3 separate regions of the Homo sapiens genome follow, and all the other regions are linked to region 1. The links are chromatin loops, found by intact Hi-C in ENCODE. Cell type or tissue: endothelial cell of umbilical vein. All regions are shown on one strand. Region 1 has its middle 61 kb from the start of FXN. Region 2 has its middle 25 kb from the start of TJP2. Region 3 overlaps TJP2 (tight junction protein 2).

Region 1 (8,000 bases):
AGTCTCACTCTGTTGCCCAGGCTAGAGTGCAATGGTGCACTCTTAGCTCACTGCAACCTCCATCTCCCAGGTTCAGGCAATTCTCTTGCCTCAGCCTCCAGAGTAGCTGGGACTACAAGTATGCACCACCACACCCAGCTAATTTTTGTATTTTTAGTAGAGACGGGATTTTACCATGTTGGCCAGGCTGGTCTTGAACTCCTGACCTCAGATGATCTGCCCGCCTTGGCCTCCCAAGGTGTTGGGATTACAGGCGTGAGCCACTGCGCCCAGCCTAAACATTAATTTATTGACTTGATATGACTAAATGTTCCCATCAAGAATGTTCTACAGATTCCTTCACTGATACATATCCACAGTAAGGAAAAAACAAACAGCCACTTACCCAGCCATCCTATGAACCACACTGTCTGGGTTGCTTCGTTGCTCACTTGCTGATTGGAATCCCAGGAGACAGAAACAGAGGTAGTCCAGCACATGGCCTGTTTGGAGAGCATGGTCCTCACTTTTCCTCAGGGATGGAACAGCCACAGGAGCCACGTTAACCTTCCAGGAGAAGGAGTATGTCTTGAGCATGGGTTTGGCATATTAAGGAGCCATGCCTGCAAATAAATTCCATCTCGAACTGAAGAGGCACTAACCGAGGAGCTGAGTTAATTATTCTTGCCTGTGGTTCCCAAGGCTACAACCTCCTTAGGATGCTGGGTAACAAGATCCTTTTCAACTCACTTGGGAGATATTAGTTGTCTGTTGCCTGCACCTGACCCCTGGATATGATTCATAGGGTTTCTGTCTGCTGCGGAGCCGGAGAAAGCAGCCAGCAAAGATATATTAGCTCCTATGTGGTGTTTTCACGCCCCACTGATGTGCCATAAAAACTCCCAGCTAAGGACCTCCTATTACGAATGCACCCGCTGTGTGTGAAGGAGGTGACTGATGTTAAACTCACATGCCAGAGAGAACTGGCCTATGAGGAAACAGGAAGAAAGTACTCTCTCTCACACACTTTTTTTTTTTTGAGACAGAGTCTCGCTGTGTTGCCCAGCTGGAGTGCAGAGGCACGATCTCGGCTCACTGCAACCTCTACCTCCCAAGTTCAAGTGATTCTCATGCCTCAGCCTACCGAGTAGCTGGGATGACAGGTGTCTGTCACCACGCCCAGCTAATTTTTGTATTTTCAGTAGAGACGGGGTTTTGCCATGTTGGCCAGGCTGGTCTCGAACTCCCAACCTCAAGTGCACTGCCCACCTCAGCCTCCCAATGTGCTGGGATTACAGGTGTGAGTTACTGCATGCAGCCAGAAGAAAGTATTCTCCATATCACTGCATTCACCTACTGGAGACTTCTTTCCTCAGGAAGCCAAGACCCAGAAGCAAAATGACTGGAAATCAAAGATGGACATTAAGAGCACATTCATCTTCTTCATCAGCTGCTGACAACTATTACTCAGGTGTGTAACATGTAGGCAAAACGTCTCTGCTATACCGGGGGCATGTCAGCAATTCGGTCCTGCCCAGATCTGGATTCTTTTTTTTTTTTTTTTTTTTTTTTTGAGACAGAGTCTCACTCTGTTGCCCAGGCTGGAGTGCAGCAGCACGATCTCAGCTCACTGCAGTTTCCTCCTGGGTTCAAGCGATTCTCCTGCCTCAGCCTCCCCAGTAGCTGGGATTACAAGTGCCTGCCACCATGCCCGGCTAATTTCAGATCCGGATTCTTGATTTCTAGAATCGCAGCTACTCATGAGACTGGTTGATGCAATTGCTTGCTTTTAGGAATTACGGAGAGGAGGGTTACATGGGTCCACAACCCCATAATATAATCTAAAATTTCACAGTTTTGTCTCTGAAACCAAAAGTTCGATGCCCAAACTAATTCGGCAGCAAAATCTGACCTGAAGTAATGTAAGTCTATTTATGATTCTCATTTGTTTTAGTAAAAATAGTCATACATTTCACTGGGATATATTCATGTGTTTGTTTATAGGATGTGACTCCAAGTCTTTCTTGGAGGTATCATGTCATAATATACAATATATGCAACGTATTTCGGAAAAAATTCTAAATTCCATAACACATAGCCCAAGAGTTTCAGATAAAGAGCTGTGGAACTGTAAACTTAAACCTCAGGGAGATCAACAGTTACCAGTGAACTATCCCACATGTCAAATTGCAGTTGTAGCACCTTAGAGTCTCTGCATTTCCTGCGCAAACATACATGACAATATATCTAATCCTAGTCCTGATTGGATACTGTATCAGCCTTGTAGAAAATTTTGCAAAATCATTATATACACTTCAACATTCTAACACTGTGAATTTGCACTCAACTGTGTTTACAGTGGCTGCCCTTCCTTAACAGGCCAAAAAACTCCATTTCCTCTTACTGCTTTTCATATCAATAAAAAAACAAGCATCCACCTAAGGCAAACATACTCAAATTTCTCTGTAAGTTTTCAGGGGAAGAAAATTAGGAGAGTCACTAAAAGGACAACAATATGGTCAATTTCTTTTGTATATCACCTAATTTCCTTTAGGTGGCTGTGGCAGGGTAGGGCTTGATTTTGTGACTCTAGTATGGTATCACCACAGCAAGTTAATCTTTCAAATATCCAGGTAAGTCAGAGATCATGATTTGGGTCTTTAACTGAACAGGAATTAGGTGCAAGATGTCGAATTCAGCCAGGCATGGTGGCTCACGCCTGTAATCCCAGCACTTTGGGAGGCTGAGGCGGGTGGATTGCCTGAGGTCAAGAGTTCGAGACCAGCCTGGCCAACATGGTGACACCCCGTCTCTACTGAAAATACAAAAAATTAGCTGGGCGTGGTGGCGGGCACCTGTAATCCCAGCTACTCGGGAGGCTGAGGCAGGAGAATCGCTTGAATCTGGGAGGCGGAGGTTGCAGTAAGCCGAGATCCTGCCATTGCACTCCAGCCTGGGTGACAGAGCAAGACTCTGTCTCAAAAAAAAAAAAAAAAAAAAAAAAAGATGTTGAATTCAGAACACCTGAAGGTTTTATGGATGGCAAAATTATTAGATTGGATGAATGGATTATGGCCTAGAGGTATTTCTGTTGACCGAATAGAGGAAATACAGGAATTTATCTTTTGCCCTCTGTACCCAATGTGCTCAATGATTTATGAGTAACTGCATTCGTCACAGGCAAAACATGTACCAACAGGCTAAAGGACATTCCAAAGGAAACTCATGACTCCTTATTCATATCTAATGGAAGAAGGAAACTTGGTAGGGTTCACAGTCTTGTACGTTTGTGTTCACAATCACCACATGCTGTTTGATGTAGGATCCCAGGACAGATACAAAAATCCTCTCCATGCTTAAAGCACAGTTCTTGTGCAGAGCACTGAATTGTCTGTCTCGTGGATCTGCATTGGCTTCTCTGCTACATGAATTACTTCTGGGAGGAACATGACTTCCCATCTGTTCTCCTTTACATTCTGAAGACGGGGTTTCAGCTACACAAACTGTATTGTATCATCTTTCTCCTGCACTATTGTGATAGTCTTAACTATTTCCAGGACCAGGAATGGAACATACTTCCCCTAAACTATGCAAAAGGATTCTTTTCTCACTTCATTCAAGCTTCTGCTCAGATGCTACTGTGTCACAGAGGCCTTCAACTACTCTATTAAAAAGAGCTCCACTCAAAAAAATTCTGGAGATGGATGGTGGTGATGGCTGCATAACAATGCAAATGTACTTAAGGCTACTGAATTGTATTATTATTATTATTATTATTTATTTATTTATTTATTTTTGAGACAGAGTCTTGCTCTCTTGTCCAGGCAGGAGTGCAGTGGTGCGATCTCAGCTCACTGCAACCTCTGCCTCCCAGGTTCCAGCTATTCTCCTGCCTCAGCCTCCCGGGTAGCTGGGACTACAGGCATGTGCCACCAAGCCTGGCTAATTTTTGTATTTTTTAGTAGAGATGGGGTTTCATCATATTGGCCAGACTGGCCTCAAACTCCTGACCTCATGATCCGCCTGCCTCAGCCTCCCAAAATGCTGGGATTATAGGTGTGAGCCACCATGCCCGGCCTTGAATTGTATTCTTAAAAATGGTTAAGAGGGTAAATTTTATGTTATGTACATTTTAAGACAATAAAAAGCAAAGAAAGAGAGAGAAAGGAAGAAAGAGAAAAGAAGAAAGGAAGGAAAGAAAGAAGGAAGGAAAGAAGGAAGGAGGGAGGGAAGGAAGGAAGGAAGGAAAAGAAGATACATTCTACTCAGCATGATCCATCTCACCTGCTTCATTTTTCTATTAGCACTTACTGATACTATAGATGTATGTGTCTACTATCTGCATTCCCCCAGTGAAAAGTGAGCTCCAGGAGAGCAAGTGCTTTATTTACTTTATTCAATCCTATATTTGTGACTCCCAGAACAGTGCCTGAGCATTGTAGAACTACTAAATGTTTTCTAAATGAGAGCAAGCAAGCAAGCAAAGTCCCAAACTAGTATTCCCATCTTTAGTTTTTCTCCCTTGGTCTAATCCAATTCATCTTAGACACTGACCACAGGGTTATCTGGGTTATATTTTTAAAACATAGATCCAGCCAGGTATAGCAGCTCTTCCTGTAATTCCTTTAATTCTGTGAGGCTGAGATGGGAGGATCGCTTAAGAGAGATATTACTCCTAATATCACCGTGGGTGTATACCCTGTGATATTATTTGTAATATCTAAGGGAGGTATTACTCCTAATATCACAGTAGATGTACACCCTGTGATATTATTTGTAGTATCTAAAGGCAGTATTACTTGTAATATCATAGGGAGGTATTACTCCTAACATCACAGTGGGTGTACACTCTGTGATATTATTTGTCATATCTAAGAGAGATATTATGCCTGTAGTCTTAGCTACTCTGGAGGCTGAGGCAGAAGAATCACTTGAACCCAGGAGGTGGAAGTTGCAGTGAGCCGAGGTCGTGCCACTGCACTCCAGCCTGGGAGACAGAGCAAGACTCTATCTCAAAAAAAAAAAAAAAAAAAAAAAAAAAAGAGGATGTAGGCCTGGTGCAGTGCCTCATGCCTGTAATCCTAGCACTTTGGGATACTGAGGCAGAAGGATTGCTTGAGCCCAGGCATTTGAGACTAGCCTGGGCAACACAGCAAGACTTCATCTCTACATTTTTTTTTTTCTTTTTTAAGGTTATGTCTTGCTCTGTCACCCAGGCTGGAGTGCATGGCGTGATCTCGGTTCACTGCGATCTCCGCCCCTCGGGTTCCAGGGATTTTCCGGCCTCAGCCTTGTGAGTAGCTGGTATGATAGGTACCCACCACCACATCCGGCTAATTTTTGTATTTTTTTTAGTAGAGATGGGATTTTACCATGTTGGCCAGGCTGGTCTCAAACTCTTGACCTCAAGTGATCCGCCCGCCTCAGCCTACCAAAGTGTTGGGATTACAGGGATTACAAGGTGTGAGCCACTGGGCCCAGCCCCTATAAAAAATTTGAAAAATTAGCTAGGCATGGTGATATGTACCTGTAATCTTACCTATCTGGGAGGCTGAGATAGGAGGACTGCTCGAGCCCAGGAGTTCAAAGTTACAGTGAGCTGTGTGATTGCACCACTGCACTCCAGCCTGAGTGACAGAATGAGACCCTGTCTCAAAAAAAAAAAAAAGATATGTTGAAGTACTAAACCCTAATACCTCAGAATGTGACCTCATTTAGAAATAAGGTTGTTGCAGATGTTTTAGTTAAATTAAGACAATGAGATCATACTGGAATAAGGTAGGCCTCTAATCCAATACGACTGATTTCCTTACAAGAAGTCAGTGAAGACAAAGGCACCAAAAGAAGAATGCCATGGGCCGAGTGCAGTGGCTCACGCTTGTAATCCCAGCACTTTAGAAGGCCAAGGCAGGGAGATGACCTGAGGTCGGGAGCCCGAGACCAGCCTGGCCAGCATGGTGAAACCCCGCCTCTACTAAAAATGCAAAAATTAGCTGGGTGTGGTGGCGCACACCTGTAATCTCAGCTACTCGGGAGCCAGAGGCAAGAGAATCGCTTGAACCTGGGAGGCAGAGGTTGCAGTGAGCCGAGATCACGCCACTGCACTCCAGCCTGGGTAACAGAGCGAAACTCTGTCTCGAAAAGAAAAAAAGAAAGAAAAATAAAGAAGAATGCCACAGGATGATGGAGGTAGAGACTGGAGTTACACAGATGCAAGTCAAGGATCGCCAAAGATTACCTGTGAAACCAGAAGCTGAGGAAAAGACATACAACGGATTATCTAGAGCCATCAAAAGAGCAGAGTCCTGCTCATACCTTAATTTTCTATTTCTGCCCTCCAGAACTGTGAGATAATAGATTTCTGTGTTTAAGACCCCCGTTTGTGGAACTTTGTTACAGCAGCTCCAGGAAACTAATACAGGGTTGGTGGTAAATTTGAGAGCTAATATGAACAACAGCCGGGCCCTGCTAACCATCCTCTACTGGGCCAAGGACTCCCTGACAGTGGGGTGCTGGAGGCCGCTGCTCCTGGCATAGGCTGGTACCATGTGCACATCTCTGCCCAACTTCTCGTCCAGTTCTGTCATATCGGGAGCTTGCAACCAGCCATTAGGGTGACCAATCAAGCTATTTCCTGGGGAATGAGGAATTTTCTGGGATTCAGGACTTTCAGGCCTAAAAATGGGAAAGCCCCTGGCAAACCAGAACAAGTTGGTCACCCTACCAGCTGTGGGAAGACTATTTATACCATGGAAACTGACAAATCCTACATACAAATCAGGGTTTTTCCCCTTTGGAGAATTGGTTAAATATTGACCAGTACACCACTCTGCCAGTAAGCTCTTGCAGTTTCAATTAGTCAAAGCCAAAAAAAAAAAAGCAAGCTTTTGCTAGATAAGTACTATAGTTACAACCCGAGCATTATGAATAACATTTTGTTTTGTTTTGCTTTTGAGACGGAGTCTGACTCTGTCACCCAGGCTGGAGTGCAGTGGCACAATCTCGGCTCACTGCAACCTTCGCCTCCTGGGTTCAAGTGATTCCCCTGCCTCAGCCTCCTGAGTAGCTGGGATTACAGGTGTGTGCTACCACACCTGGCTAATTTTTAGTAGAGATGGGGTTTTACCATGTTGGCCAGGCTGCTCTCGAACTCCTAGCCTCAAGTGATCCACCTGCATTGGCCTCCAAAAGTGCTGGGATTACAGGTGTGAGCCACCAGGCCTGGCCCATGAATCACATTTATAAAAAATGTTTAAATATAAAGCTAAAAAAAGGCCTCTCCCTAAACTTTACCTTCTCTTCCAGGTCAACGGTATTTATTTATTTAGAGCTACCAATATCAAAGCTCTTCTCAACTGGAAACATACAATTATAAAATCTTAGAATTCAACACAAGTTTGGAAATGTTAAAAATGGCCATTTTAAGGCCCCAACATCCTTTTTCCTAATAACTACATAACAGAAATACAGATGCTTCACACCCTTCTTTGGACTTACACACCTAGATCTAAGCCTTACAAACAATTGTACTTGTCACAATAATTTATGGAGAATCTGCAGTGACTTATTGAACGTTGGCACAGTGCTTAGCCCACCATATCTATGGCATAAATAAAATAACTTCTAGGTTGCTCCCTAGCAGCAATAACACCACTTTTCTCTTCCATTAGAGAAACTGTAGAGGAATTTGAGAGACTGAGTGAATCTTCACTAGATCCAGCAGCAGCGCAGAGGCCTCCCTCTCTCAACCAGGCACAGGCATGAAGATGTTCTTGTCAGAGGCGTGTGAACCAGAGCAACTTTATCTTAAATAGGAGCTGGGTAAAATAAGGCTGAAACCTACTGGGCTGCATTCCCAGACAGTTAAGGCATTCTAAGTCACAGGATGAGACAGGAGGTGGGCATAGAATATGGGTCATAAAGACCTTGCTGATAAAACAACAAGCCGGTGTTGGAGCCGGCCAAAACCTACCAACACTAAGATGGCCACGAGAGTGACCTCTGGTCATCCTCACTACTAC
Region 2 (8,000 bases), 53 kb before region 1:
AGGACTACAGGAGCACACCACCATGCCCAGCAAATTATTATTATTATTTTTTTTTAAATAGAGACAGGGTCTCACTATGTTGCCTAGGCTGGTTTCAAACTCTTGGCCTCAAGCGATCCTCCCACCTCTACTTCCCAAAACAGTGGGATTATAGGTATGAGCTGCCTTGCCTGGCTGGGACCTTTAAGAGCTCCAGAGGGCGGAGCTTGCAGTGAGCCGAGATCGCACCACTGCACTCCAGCCTGGGCGACAGAGCGAGACTCCGTCTCAAAAAAAAAAAAAAAAAAAAAAAAAAAAAAAGAGCTCCAGAGAGAACATTTCAGTAAACAAAACCCACATCCAGCCCTGTTAATTCAGTGGAAAATGAGGACTTCCCCCACTTGAATGTCCTCATTTGGACAACTAGACACTGAGAAAGGCCTTAGCATGGGCCTGGTACTTGCTGGGCCCATTAACTCATTTAGTTTCATGTCGACGTTCCCTTTTTACAGATGAAGGATCTGAGGCTCAGAAGCATTAAGACATGTGCCCAAGATCACACAATTAGAAGGCAGCAGGACTAGGATCTGAACGACTATCTGCTCTTCTGGAGTGTGCCATTCACACTCCACTAAACTCCAGTTCACACATTTATCTGGAATCCACCCAAGTAGGGGCTGCCAACTTCAACAGACAGGAATTATAAAACAAGCACATGAAAAAAATTACAACCCCATTCCAGCTAGCCATGGCCTGGCCTATAAACAGAGGTCAAAGTGTAACAAAAAACAAATGCATCCCACATCTGTCAAAATTTAAGACCTTGTAAATCTCATTTGATTCACTCTTAAAAGTGAATCAGTAAATAGATAATACTCGCTCCTAGCTCTTTCACTAAAAGCTTGGACATAATTAATCTTTAGAAGCCAGTGTGACTGATGTCCTTTATCTTTTCATCAAAGTGCTTACCACTGTTATATAATTTTACTACCTCAATGATAATGAAAAAATATAACCTATTAAAATGACCTCCAATCCCAGACATCATCAGCACCAAATGCCAATTTAGGCATTTATTTTGAACCACAGAAGTTGTACTTACTTACATGCCAGAAAGGTCATCCTCAATAAGCATTCACCAACCATGGCAAAGTTATACCTATCAATTCAGTCCATTAATTCAGGTAAGATGTTTCTATTCTTTGGTAAATAGGACATTACCATTAAATTTTCTATGAAAATGTATATATCAGCAACATCAAAAATGGTAACTCTGACTACCTCTAGAATGTGAAAACGGTAACTATTCGAACAAATTTTGGGGGAGACCAGTAACTAGGTTGATGAGAGATTAAATAAGCAAATACCTGGCAACGTGGGCCGTGTACTGGTACAGCTCTGTGCTTCCTGGAGTACTTGCTCCTGGAGCTGCAGCCGGGGTGCCAATCCCACTCACAGGGAGATGACAGTAATGTGGTACTTCGCACCCTGGAAAAGACAGTGTTGTTAAAAATCCAACATGCTCATTCCCTGCAATGGTAAGATTTTGGGAAATGCACTGAAGTCCACATACCATACAATTTGCCCGTTTTTAGGATGGCTTTTAGTACCTTCACAGAGTTATGCAACTGTCACCACAATCCTTTTTTTTTTTTTTTGAGACGGAGTTTTGCTCTTGTTGCCCAGGCTAGAGTGCAATGGTGTGATATCGGCTCACCGCAACCTCTGCCTGCTGGTTCAAGCAATTCTCCTGCCTCAACCTCCCGGAAAGCTGGGATTACAGGCATGCGCCACCACGCCCGGCTAATTTTGTATTTTTAGTAGAGACGGGGTTTCTCCATGTTGGTCAGGCTGGTCTTGAACTCCCGACCTCAGGTGATCCACCCACCTCGACTTCCCAAAGTGCTGGGATTACAGGCGTCAGCCACTGCGCCCGGCCCACAATCCATTTTAGAAGATCTTCATTAACCCCACAAGAAAAGCCCCATAACCATTAGCCATCATTCCCTGAGCCCCCAATTCTCTCTCTGCCTCTTGGCCCTAGGCAACCACCAATCTAATTTTTTACTCTATAGATTTATCTATTCTGGATATTTCATATGAATGGACTCATATGATATGAGGCCTTTTGTGACTGCCTTCTTTTACTTAGCATAATGTATTCAGGGTTCATTGATGTTATAGCATACATCAGCACTTCATTCCTTTTTATGGCCAAATAATATTACATTGTATGGATATACCACATTTTATTATCTATTCTTCAGTTGGTGGAAGTTTGGGTTGTTTCTACTCTTTGGTCATTATGAACACTTGTGTACAATTGTTTATGTGGACATATGTTTTCATTTCTCTCAGAAATAATGGAATTGCTGCCCCTGTTTTCAGTCTTCAAAAAATGGAGAAAGTGAATTGCCACCTAAACTTTGGTATCACCAGTCCACCTGAGGGTCACTCTGAGAAACAAGATCTTATAAGAATTCGCCTTTCAGGTTAAACAAATATCAGCGGGTGAGAAAATAGCTAGAACAAAATATTTTAGGCTGGGCATGGTGGCTCACGCCTGTAATCCCAGCACTTTGGAAGGCTGAGGCGGGTGGATCACCTGAGGCCAGGAGTTCGATCAAGACCAGCCTGGCCAACATGGTGAAACCCCATCTCTACTAAAAATACAAAAATTAGCTGGGCATGGTGGGGAGGTGCTGTAATCCCAGCTACTCAGGAGGCTGAGGCAGGAGAATCACTGGAACCCAGGAGGCAGAGGTTGCAGTGAGGTGAGATCTCACCACTGCATTCCAGCCTGGCGACAAGAGTGAAACTCTTGTCTCAAAAAAAAAAAAAGAAAAGAAAAAAATTTTTTATTATAGTAAAATACACATAACATAAAATTTACCATTCCAAAGTATACTACAGAGAAAACATTTTAAACCAAAAGGGAATTTGTTTTTCATAGCATTTATAACACTGGCTTGTGTTTATGGTTTTGTTTTTTGAGACAGTCTCACTTGTCGCCCAGGCTGGAGTGCAGTGGCACAATCTCGGCTCACTGCAACCACCGCCTCCTGGGTTCAAGCAGTTTTCCTGCCTCAGCCTCTCAGGTAGCTGGGATTACAGGCACGTGCCACCACGGCCGGCTAATTTTTGTATTTTCAGTAGAAACAGGGTTTCACCACGTTGGCCCGGCTGGTGTCGAACTCCTGACCTCAAGTGATCCATCCACCTTGGCCTCCTAAAGTGCTGGGATTACAGGCATGAGCCACCGCAACTGGCCTAGGCTTGTGTTTATATTTATGGGTTGCTCACCAGCAGGAAAGATGGCAAATACTTTCTCGTTTTACCCCTAAGACCAAGAAAACCCAAGAAATACCCCTTCTGCAAATTCTTATGAAGCCTGCATGTGCCTTTCGAATACCACAAGGAGGCAAGCTCCTTTCTGGGTTGAGCTTGTGAAGGCAGCTTCACTCGGGCAGTCACAGGAAAAACTTTCAGTGGGAGGAAGAATGCAGCCTCTCACCACTTCTGGACATACTCTTCTGTTTGCTAGACAAACTGATATTGTGGCGTCTGTGCAAAACACTCTACTCCCTACACGATGAAATAGAAAGAAAAGATGGTGTCAGTTTTATTTGTACAGGCGGGAGGCACATTTCCCTTCTCCCAGGATCAGCAGGAAATGTAGGCAAAGGCTAAAGCTATGCCATCTGGACATCCTACAAAGCAAGCAACGGGATTAAAGCCCAGCCCATACATGGTTTCTATTATTACTTCCAAAGATAAATAAATGGCTTACAAATCGAGAGGTACTTAGTTATGCTTTTGGCTTCATATGCAAACTTTTCTACAGGTATCAGCTCCAAGGAGAGCTTATTTCTTTTATTAAAATGGCTTGCTTTTTAATTTAAGGAGTTTTCTGCATTTCTAATGTATCCTGGCTTTAACTTTCTCTATAATAATCCAAGGAGTTTTTTCATGTATACAAACCCCCAATAACAATCAGTTGTTTCTAAAATACACTATTATTGAATAGGGCCTCTAAATTAAAAGAACATTTGGCAGAAAGAAATAAAATATATTCTTGGATTTCAATAGTATTGAGAGATAATGTAAAATTGTCAGGTAACATGAGTTAAAGCTGAAAAACTTTACAGATTTCAAAAGGAAGATTCATAGGTGGCTGGGTATTTTAGGTTAGTATTTGGGTATCAATTATTTTTATTCTATCTTTCTCCATTGTGGCTATACTGAAACCGAGTTAGCACTGGAAAATATTTGTTGAGCACCTACCATGTGCTGGGCAATGGGCAAATATACACATGTGTAAATCATCCAATCTCTGTTTCAATGAACTTGCAATACTCAGTCAATTGTCGGTTGGTAGCCATTCGTTTTGGCCAATCATGCAACTGTACAGTTTGCAGAATAGAAGCCCAAGCACATCCCTGCTTGCAGACAGCAAGAAAAAGTATTACAGAGGGGGGCGGTGGCTCATGCCTATAATCCCAGCACTTTGGGAGGCCGAGGCGGGTGGATCACTTGGGGTCAGGAGTTCGAGACTAGCCCGGCCAACATGGTAAAACTGCATCTCTACTGAGAATACAAAAATAGCTAGGCATGGTGGTATCTGTAGTCCCAGCTACTTGGGAGGTGGAGACAGGAGAATTGCTTCAACCCGGAAGGCAGAGATTACAGTGAGCCAAGATCCTGCCACTGTACTCCAGCCTCCTGGGCGACAAAGTGTGACTCCGTCTCAAAAAAAAAAAAAAAAGTATTACAGAGGGGGAAGCATGAGAAGAATGAATGAATTCCTTGAGGTTTTAAATACTGGATTATAACCTGACTTCCAATTGTGGCTTTTTTTTTTTTGAGACTGTGTCTCAAAAAAAAAAAAAAATTAAAAAAAATATAAAAAAGAAAGGGCCAGGCACAGTGGCTCATGCCTGTAATCCTAACACTTTGGGAGGCCAAGATGGGCAGATCACCTAAGGTAAGGAGTTCGAGACCACCCTGACCAACGTGGAGAAACCCCGTGTCCACTAAAAATACAAAATTAGCCAGACGTGGTGGCGCATGCCTGTAATCCAAGCTACTCGGGAGGCTGAGGCAAGAGAATCTCTGGAACCCGGGAGGCGGAGGTTGCAGTGAGCCAAGATTGTGCCATTGCACTCCAGCCTGGGCAGCAAGAGCTAAATACTGTCTCAAAAAAAAAAAAAAAAGTGATCAGTGAAATGTTTTATCCCTGTGTATTCACAGAACTCAAAGAGTATTATAGGTACAAGGAAGATCTTGTTCGTCCTCTGATCCAATGCTATTTCATCCAGCTTAAGGAAACGTTCTCTCTCTCAAAAAAAAGGCACATTCAACTTCCCTTATTAAGGGCTACTTTGTAATAATTTGACTTCTGTTTGGTTTGATTTGGGGAAATGAGGAGAAGCAGAGATCTATTTAGGTCTATTTAGGGTACTTATTCCAATTGCTAGTAGAGGTTATCTCTGAACAAAAATTAATAATCTAGCAATCAACTTGCACATCTGAATCATGGGAGCTTGTTTAGGCCGAATCCCTTCATGAAAGACCCTGAGGCAGAAACTAAGAACATCCCGTTTCTGTCTGAGAGCCAGGCCCTTGATCAGGATGACTCCAATGAGGCTGAGTTTCCCACTTGTAAAATTCGAACACTAAACTAGAATTCAGGAATGGTAAATATATAGGCCACGGCTTGCATCTCCCCAATTCCCTAATCATAGGTTCAGAACAAACATCCCTAATCAGTTGCGATATTCCTTTCCCGCTAAGCCCAGGTTTGGCCTCCAGGTCCTCCTAGCTAGATACTCCAAGCAGCCAACCATCAACTGGCACCTGTCTTCCACATGAAACCTGTTTGCCATCCCTGGCAAAGGTCCTCCCAGTTCTAAACTTTCGTCATTCTGAGACTAAGGTCTAGGCTACCGCATGCCCAATCACGAGAGGCTACTTGGAGAATCTCAGTTTAGTCATTACAATGTTTTCCACAGCCCTGGCTGAACAGCATTAACCTACATGGACTCTGATAGAGTCTCTGTATGCCCCCTGCCCTCTCCACGCATATACACACTTCCATTTACTTTCAAGACAATAACAGTAGAATAACAATAATATAATTAAAATGTTGCCTCAGAATTCCATTCTAAAGCATCTCTAAGATTTCCCAAAGAAATATTTATTTTTTTCTAATAAAATGTACCCTTTTACAGATGGGAAGAAAACCTATCTAAATCAAATGTCTCACCAGTGGCACCGTTGACACTGTGGGCTGGATAATTCGTTGTTGCAGGGGGCTGTCCTGTACCTTGTGGGATGTTGGGCAGTATCCCCAGACTCTACCAACTAGATGCCAATAGCAACCCCTGGGCTATAACAACAAAAAAAATGCCCCAGACATTGACAATTGTCCCCTGGGGAGCAAAATTCCCTATTTCCACCTCCCCGTTGACAACCACTGACCTAAACGATTCTAGTAGTTCTCTTGGGGAGATAGGACAATGGGTAATTTTCCCCCTTATTTTTCTGTATTTTCTAAATCTTCTATAATGAATGTACATTGCTCATATGATAAAAATAAGCTAGTAACTATCTAATTGTTAAAAAGAAATATTTGCTACACAGATGCAAGTTGATCAGTACATGCTACTGTGTGACTCATTCAGTTTGAAAATTAAATTCAGGCCCTAAAAATATCGTCTACCATAAAGGCACCTTAAATTCACCTTGTCTTTAATGTGTAAGAAGCACAAAAGAAGACTTCAGAGAAGAAAGTTAGAACTAAGGCTTGTAGCTATGCATAAAGAACTTCTCAACCTTTCTTCATCATGGTAAATCAGTGGGGCTGCAGAAAGAGATGTGGAAGGAAAACTGCTGTTTCAAGCAAAGTATTTCCCCGAAGCATAGTCTGCACATACACTTTAATCAGAAAAACACTTGTATTGTTGAAAAACATTATAGTAATAAGGCATATTTTCTTCATTCTTAAGAATTGCTACATTTGTAAACCATGTTAAAAAAACATTTTCAAAATCAGAAAATTAAATGTCTAGATTGTAAAAATGGGCTCTAGACACACCCATTATTCATCTTCTTGGGTATTAGAATATTATCCAACAATTTCATTCCTATTTTTAAATCAGTCTAGGAGTTCCATTCTCCACCAAGAAGAAACAAGTTCTTAATGAAGAACTCATTTATTATCCCCACAAGACAGAGGACCCTTTTTTCTATATGGGTCCCCAAAACAGACAAAAAGTATTTACATCTATAGTGAGAAGCTTCCAGCCTCCTCTGCTTACCCAGGTTGTTGCCAAAGGTTCACGTGTCTTCTGCTCTCAGGTAGAAGTTCTCTTTTGTTAAGTGGGGTAATACCAACTGCTGCTTCCAGAATACCGATATATTTCTTGTACCTCATCTTGTCTCTCTCGGTACAAGGTCCTGTAAATTTCAGTCACTGTTCACCTGAAGCAACTGAACTAATCTTTAATGGAAGCTGCTGTTCCTTTGGATGTTCTCTATGTAGCCCTAGCTAGATCTATTAAACACAACCGTGGTGATGGGGGGGCAGACCACAAATAAAGAGAACGTCTTTCAGATTTCCCTGCAATGGCAGTATTATACAAGGCTAAATAATTCTGAATAAAGCACTAATGAAAATGATTTGCAGGAATGACTGCGGTTTTAAACACGGCGATCTAATGTACACTCCAATTAATCCGCACATAAATCTTTGAGGCCGCTAATCCTTCAAGAACTAATGGCTCATGAGGTGATTTATCTCAAGGTCTGGTAATAATTGGTCCAAAAAGCCTGCCTGCCACTGGATGAACTAAAATCAGAAACAGATTTGCTCTTTCTACAAATATCTCTCTCTCTAAAAGCCTGTGCTTTGACAAGTGAGGAAGGAATTCTAGTTGTCATTTTATAGCAATGCATTTCTAAGCACTATAAACTCCTTGCTTGGGTCAATAGCAAAGATTAATTAATTAAGAAACAATTTG
Region 3 (8,000 bases), 96 kb before region 1:
TGGCCACACAACTCTGTGAATATACAGTACTAAAAGCCACTGGTTGCACACTTTTATTGTATGGTATATGAATTATATCTCAATAAAGCTGTTTTTAAAAAAAAGATCACATCGTAGAGTCTGTAGTCAGAAAGTGTGGATTCAAATCCATGCTCCACCCTTTACCTTGGGCGAGTTACTTAATTTCTCCTTGCCTCAGTTTCCTCCATCTGTAAAGCAGAGGCAGTAGCAGTAACAAGACCCACCTCTCTAAGGTTGTTGTGAGAATTTAATCAGACAGTGCATGTAGAGAAATCAAGGTAATGCCTGGCACATAGTACATGCTCAATTTTAGCTATTATCAATATCATTATTAATAGACTCATTTTACAGAAAGGACACTGAAGTCAGAAGTAAAGTAAGTTGATTGAGGTCATACAAGTAAAAAGTGGCAGAGGACAGATTCTAACTCAGGCTGGTGTGACTAGAAAGCTTATATCCTTTCCACTGAAGAACCTTGCCTCTCCACTATACACCTATTGTGCCTTCCAAAACCTACTAGTGACTGATCACTGGCCTTCACACCAAAAGAAATCCCAGCTGGGCTCAGTGTCTCATGCCTGTAATCCCAGCACATTGGGAGGCTGTGGAGAGAGCACTGCTTGAACCCAGGAGTTTGAGACTGCAGTGAGCTATGATGGCACCACTGCACTCTAGCCTGGGTGACAGAGTGAGGCCCTGTCTCTTAAAAAACAAACACACAAACAAAAACATGATTGTTGGTGCTTGGGCACCAGACCAATCATGGATTCAATCACTCTGACAACTCAGAACATCTTCACAAGCATGATAGCTATTTCCACACCACTGGCCTGGGTCCAGTCAACACAGCCCAATAAGTCTTCTGCAGTGAGTTGGTAAGAAGAGGGTGCAGAAAGGGAGTCGAGTCGGATTTTATTTCTGGCTGTTTGAACAGTCAGCTTTGGTATATATGCACAAGCTCCCTAATGCCTACGCCTTTGTGAACACCATGGAAAAGGGGGGGCCTGAAACACATCATCACTGATTGGACATTAACAATATGCCAGACACCGTGCTAAGTATTTTATGGCTATTGCCTATTAATCCTCCAAAAACCCTATACCCTAACCCTACTCCTGCTTTTTTCACATACAAAAATAGAAGGCCTGAGATCTCAAGGAACTTGCCCATGGCAAGGCCCCACAGCTAACAGGTGCCTGGTCACAATTTGAATGCAAATTTGCATGAGTCCAATTTTCATAAGATATGAGACCAAAAAAAAAAAAATCAGCTGATAGTTACATTTAAGACCTCTATGTTCCTAGTTCTGATACACTAAGCTAAGCTATAAACAGATCATTCTTATTTGTAATTACAAAGAAGCCATTAATAAGCCAAAAGGAAGGTGCTAATTTGGCAACACAGGCACAGCCCTGTGTACCCTATAATTTTAAACCTGACTAAACTTATATAACACTAAAACATAGCTTCACTTTAAAAAAACAAACATACATACAAACCACCACCCCCATAATAGGCACCAAGATAAAGATAATCATAAACGGCTTTGTCAAAAAGGCAGGTTGAAAAAACAATTATTAGAGCTGCTCAGCTAAATGTCACCATCAAGGTTGGCCCCATAGGAAACACACAAGGTCAATCGTTCCCTCCCAGACCTGGGGCACCATCAGATGATGGTTCCCACAGAAAAGAGGGACACATTAGTACCACCTAGCAATGAGCCTGGTTAATCCCATAAAGCCAGTGAGCCTACATACGGAGTCCTGAGCTTCAAACACATGCCTTTCCTATTAGAATTGGAGAATAAAGGCAAGAACCCCACCCTTTGGGTATTACGTAGCCAACCCCTGGGAGCCTGTTAAAAATACAGAATCTCAAGCCCTAACTTGGACCTACTGATAAAAATATGCATTCTAACTAGAGCCCCTATGTGATTAATATGCACATTAACGTTTGAGAAGCACCTCCCATCAGGGAGGTGACGGGGAAAATAATGTTTGAGAAGCACCTGTCTAGCAGTACTCTCCAACAGAAGTTTCTACCATGGTGACGATGTTCTATAGCTGTGCTGTCCAACACAGTAACCACTAGCCACATGTGGCTACTGAACATGTGAAATGTGGCTACTGCAACTGAAGAATGCAATGTTTAATTTTAGTTAATTTAAATTTGTAAATAGCAATATTTACTATATAATTAACCATATCCCTAGCAGTCATTTAAGCCATTTCCTTTTTTTTGCTAGTATAACTAATGCTATGGCAGACACTGTGTGCATATAGCTCCCCCTCCATATTTTGTAGTTAACTATAGATCAAACGGCATTTTTAAGCCTCTTCATGTGTAATGACCTATAACTTTCAGCAATTTACAGTGCTGCAACCATGAGCAGAATGCCAGGTATTAAGAAAAAAATAGTACTTATTTTCAAAAACAGTGAAATTCATTTTTATACTTTAAGAATCCTTTTGGTGTCTCTAAAATTTTTCCTGGGAAGGAAAAATAAAAAGGCTGTGGGAGCGCAGAGGAAGACTGTGAATTCCTTATAGAGGCACATGACAAAACTTAGTAAATTGATACTTTGAAAATACTGATTTAACCAGCTGTCAGTAAGAGACACAATAATTTTATTTTAAACCGTTAATCTATGGACAAGACTAAAAATCTTACAATTTATGGTTTCAACTGCATAAGTATGTTACATATTTAAAATACCATAAACGTAATAACTGAATGTGTTCTTGCATGGTATACTTAGCACAATGACCAATGCCCACTGCACCTAATGGAAATCAACAGACAAAAAGAAACAATTGCTCCATCATACTGGAACATACTCCATCCAGGCAGGGGGCAGCAAAGACAAGAGACAGGGAGGGGAAAGGTGAGGTTTCCTGTATCAAATGTGGAGCCAAAGCCATGCAAAAATCAACAAGCCTTCCTAATTCTTTTGACTTAATAAAACACAGCAGATGAAATTCAAGCAAGTTATAAAAAAAAAAAAAAAGTTCAGGTGTTTGAAATAGCCTTGTTTCTAAACTTAGAAAAAGACCTCATTATTCTATCTTGTATGCCATTATCACATAAACTGAGTGAAACTGACAGTCTGCATCCTTAGTCCATTGGTGACACGGGAAACTTCAGGTATGGGCTGACGTTTTTTTTTTTAATTCTGAATTAAACGTTATTAAGCTCCTCTCAAAAAGTCCGTACTTGCCTAGAAACAAAAATTACTGGCAGAAATTATATGTGATTTCAAAGCATAAAAAGGCACCCAATTTTCCTTTTTGTAGAATTTGTAGCTATAGGAAATCATCAAAGGCCACTGCCTGGTAACAGATGTATTATCCACTAGGTGGTGCAGTCATGCAGAAATAAAAAGGGAGAGACTGCCGGTTCCCTACGAATTGAAAATTTCAAAACATAATTTAGATGAAATTAGAAATAGACTTTAAAAATTACAATAAAAGCCAGGCACGGTGGCTCATGCCTGTAATCCCAGCACTTTGGGAGGCCAAGGTGGGTGAATCGTCTGAGCTCAAGAGTTCAAGACCAGCCTGGGCAACATGGTGAAACCCTGTCTCTACTAAAAATACAAAAATTAGCCAGGTGTGGTGGCGCACGCCTGTAGTGCCAGCTACTCAGGAGATTGAGGTGAGAGGACAGCTTGAGCCCAGGAGGCTCAAGTGAGCTGAGACTGTGCCACTGGACACTAGCCTGGGTGACAGAGTGAGACCACATCTCAAAAAAAAAAAAAAAAAAAGTGAGAGAGAAGGAAGAAAGGAAGACCCTGGCACTGATCACACCTGCAGTGATGGCTCTCTCAGAGTCACTGAGGCCAAGGGAACCATCCAAGGACTTAGCACCAATCAAGATCCCCTTGTCACTGTGAGGAATGAATAAAGCAACCCATAATGTCTACACCAGGTCCCAAAGCCACTGCTGCAGCACGCTACTGAGGAGTAGGTAAGAAACTGGCATTAGGGTATGCAACAGAAATGTTTACTAAACATTCTGAGAAACGGATGTACACACCAGAATAAGAACATATTGAAGGAAGAAACTGCACTATCAAGAAATGTTTATCTGAAGGAGAGCAACAAACCACCACCAAAAACTGTCTAGCGAAAGAAAATCCAAGCAAGAACTTCTACAGCATTTGCCAAGATGAATTAGGCTTTTGCTTCCTCTTGGGGCCTGGAGACCAAGAGACAGACAATGTCAAACACACCAAGCTTTCTCCGACTGCTCCAGTTTATAAGTAGTTCAAGTTCCTGGTACGCACTAGCCAGCTGTATGATCTCTAGGTTCTCTAAGCATCCAGTGAATAACACTCACCTCACAGGGTTCTTGGTGAGGATCAAGTGAGAATTTAACATGAAAGTTTTTTTTTTCTTTTTTTGATACAAGTTCTTGCTATGTTGCCCATGCTGGTCTTAAACTTCTGGGCTGGAGCAATCCTCCTGCCTCAGTCTCCCAAGCAGCTGGAATTACAGGCATGTGCCACCATGCCCAGCTTTATGTAGAGGTTGCTATAAACTGTAAAGTACCACTCAAATGAGGGGTGTTTCTAATATTAATATAAGCCCCACTGTAGCAACGGCAATCAACAGTGGTATAAGCTTAATATAAGATTTAAAACATACGGCTGGGCATGGTGGCTCACGCCTGTAATCCCAGCACTTTGGGAGACAGAGGCAGGTGGATCACCTGAGGTTAGGAGTTCGAGACCAGCCTGGCTAACAAGGCAAAAACCCTGTCTCTACTAAATATACAAAAATTAGCCAGGCGTGGTGGTACGTGCCTATAATCCCAGGTAGTCAGGAGACTGAGGCAGGAAAATCGCTTGAACCTGGGAGGTGGAGGTTGCAATGAGCTGAGATCATGCCACTGCACTCCAGCCTGGGCAACAGAGTGAGACTCTGTCTCAAAAAAAAAAAAATTTTAAAAATGAACTGCATTCAGTCATTGAACGTTTAGTCTCTATTGTACATCAGACTTTGAAAACAAAGACCTGTCAACATAGGACACAGTCCCCACCCTCAAAATGATGTTTGTTTTTAGGACACAGAAAGGTCTGGAAACAGCTAACGGACCTGGAGTAACAGTGACTGATACATACATTCATTCGCTCAAAGCCTTTCTGAACCTTCTAAGCCAAAGGAACCTCACAAAATTTCTCCACTGCTTTTCATTTCTCCAAGCCTTTGAAGCCACACCAGCACTTTATTGTTACTCTGAAGTTTCCTCTGACAGGAAATAACGAACTGTTTGGAACTGAAATAGTCAACAACTCAGAAACACAACAGTACATGTTGCAAAGTTGAAATCCTGCAATCCAGAGAAATAGGAACATCTGAAACATCAGAAACACAGAAATGTTTGATGATACAAAGACATTGCAGTTTTATAGCCTTTCTACATCCTAAAAACAAAATATGCTTTTATTGGTCACCACCTAACACGGAGGAAATCTGCATTTGCAACTTCTCAAGTGGCCCTTGTTATCAGGTCACCTTACTACATTGAAACCAGAAGCAAACCTGTCTGTCAGTGCTCAGATCCAACCCTTTTTCCTTTTTGCTTTTCCAAGCTATGAGTGACTGCAGACAGGGGCATCTCATGCAGCCAGCATCTTCCCACAAGTCAGCATCCTGATCTACTATTCCCAGATTGCAGAACAGGAGACAAATCAAGCCAACACCCTGCTTCCAGGAGGTCTGAGGCAGGAGCCAGGAAACATTTTCTCAAAGGGCCTGACAATAAATATTTTAGGCTTGCCACTACAAGAGGCAAAATCACGGAGATCATATAGATACTTACATAACCATTTAAAATGCAAGAACAGTTCTTAGCTAGCAGGCAGAAAAAACAACAAACACGCAGCTGGCTATATGTAGCTTGCCAACCACCAGACTCAATTTATGCAAAACTTAGTAACAGAAGACTGATGTGCAGGGACCATGGGTCGTTACCTGCAAGGGGCTCACACGGGTGCTGGTACAGGCACACACACATCTCAATTCCTGGTTTCTTTTGCCTCATTTTTCATTTCTATCCTCAACAAACTTTAGGTCTGTCCTTAGCATCAAGTACACTATTTGGGGATAAACTTGTTTTGAGTGTTTTTATTGGGTTATTTATTTCCTTGTATTTGTTTAATTAATAAGAGGTAAGTTCTTAGTGAGTACATAATCCAAAAGTTAGGTCAGCTCAAAGTCAACTATGCTTGGTAGCAACTTCTCTGGTTATATTTTTACCTAAACTAAAATCTGAACTCGTTCAGTTTCCAATCACATACTTCAGGGGAAGCTGACCTAAGGTCAAAATCTTGCTTCAGATAATCTTCAAAGAAGAAGATTAACTATGTTTGTCAGTATTACCAACACATGTATTGGGCAAGACACTGTGTAGAAGAATTGTGTTGGACACAGAGAACTAAAAACCATTGCTCCTGATCTCAAGCTAGGATGCAATTTATTTATGTACCCTCAGAAAAAGACAGTGAGGGAGGTGGCACCCACAACTCAAAGCAAACTGCTACAGGAGAAGTTTGTTTGTTTGTTTGTTTTTTGAGACAGAGTCTCGCTCTGTTGCCCAGGCTGGAGTGCAGTGGCGCCATCTTGGCTCACTGCAAACTCCACCTCCCAGGTTCATGCCATTCTCCTGCCTCAGCCTCCCAAGTAGCTGGGACTACAGGCGTCCACCACCATACCCGGCTAATTTCTTTTTGTATTTTTAGTACAGACGGGGTTTCACCGTGTTAGCCAGGATGATCTCGATCTCCTGACCTCATGATCCGTCCACCTCGGCCTCCCAAAGTGCTGGGATTACAGGCATGAGCCACCGTGCCTGGCCCAGGAGAAGTTTTTTTAAAGTGAGGGGATAGGCATTGGAAGTTTCCCTTGCCCACCATCAAGTCCAATTTAGAATGTGGTCAGAACCATATATCCACCGTTTGTCACAACTGAGTTAGAACCAAAAATCAACTTTCCTTTTTCTTTGTCTTTTTTTTTTTTTAACTTTTTTAAACTTAAAAAAAAAAAAAAAGTGGAGTCTCCACTGTGGTGCTCAGGCTGGACTGCAGTGGCTATTCCTATTCACAGGACAATCAGAACTCACTGTAGCCTCCAACTCCTGGGCTCAAGCGATCCTCCTGCCTGCCTCAGTCTCCAAGTAGTTGGGACCACAGGCATATGCCACCACACTCAGCAAGAATCTCAGTGAATCTGAAAATGTTACTAACATTTTAAATAGTAACACTACCTTAGACTGCCCACAGAAACTCAACTAACCTATCAATTCTGGGTCCTGGGGAAAGACAGTGAGGAGAGAAATAAGCACCCTTCCCAGGGTTCAGTGGAGAAACAGGAAAGAAGCAAAATTTGTATGTGGAGACTTCCTAGGTCTTTCCACCCCTTGGGCTGGTTGCTCTGTTTATCAGTGTCCTCCTCCTCCAGGCTGTCCCGAGGCCAACATCTCGGCAGTATCTGCTCCATCACCAGAATGTTCTGGCTTCAAAATTCCCTATCTTCATTCCCAATCAAAATTATCTCTTTAACAATGTGTATGGTGTCAGTTAGATAGTAGAAGAAAGCTGACTAGTCTACTCCACATTAAAGTGTGGCTGTCTGATAGCCTAAAACCTCTTGGAGGTATTTGATGTTTTAGGGGATGTACTTTGACCCCAAGGTAACTTGCAATGGAATTCCAATCCTCAAGGCAAGCTCCCAAACACAGCATATCTAAGTTTTTCCTTCCAATTCTATAACCCAGGAGTTTGTAACCATAAGTTTTTCCTGATATTAATGATAGTTTTTGAGTGAAGGGGTTGATGGGACAACACAGCCATTTCTAACTGGAGGCTATGGACTTGAAGAAAGAATACTCTCACATGATAAGACATATTCTTAATATTTCTATAATAAAGTTGTGGTTTTAGCTAGCTGTATACATAATCACTTAATACCTCCCTGTAA

Evidence for each region. Peaks named below come from ENCODE experiments on the same cell type or tissue, not always from the same donor. Only the 100,000 strongest peaks of a DNase experiment are listed, where the experiment ranks them.
Region 2: a loop joins it to region 1, with 5 times the contacts of the local background. A loop is called at or near these places in 6 of 110 quality-filtered maps.
Region 3: a loop joins it to region 1, with 4 times the contacts of the local background. A loop is called at or near these places in 3 of 110 quality-filtered maps.

What each region holds. Positions count from the first base shown.
Region 1 is chr9:69,092,447-69,100,446 of GRCh38, reverse strand. No RefSeq gene overlaps it. Among named protein-coding and RNA genes, the nearest start is that of FXN, 61 kb to the right of the region's middle. In endothelial cell of umbilical vein, no CTCF peak of the experiment used is centred here; DNase peaks (open chromatin) are centred at 816, 2,336 and 3,176; H3K27ac peaks cover 3,746 bases.
Region 2 is chr9:69,145,118-69,153,117 of GRCh38, reverse strand. It overlaps a transcript of TJP2 not described here. Among named protein-coding and RNA genes, the nearest start is that of TJP2, 25 kb to the left of the region's middle. In endothelial cell of umbilical vein, a CTCF peak has its summit at 3,400; DNase peaks (open chromatin) are centred at 637 and 3,577; H3K27ac peaks cover 1,340 bases.
Region 3 is chr9:69,188,705-69,196,704 of GRCh38, reverse strand. All of the region lies in intron 1 of TJP2 (tight junction protein 2), which reads right to left. Among named protein-coding and RNA genes, the nearest start is that of TJP2, 18 kb to the right of the region's middle. In endothelial cell of umbilical vein, a CTCF peak has its summit at 3,356 (motif pointing right); DNase peaks (open chromatin) are centred at 3,384 and 5,674; H3K27ac peaks cover 347 bases.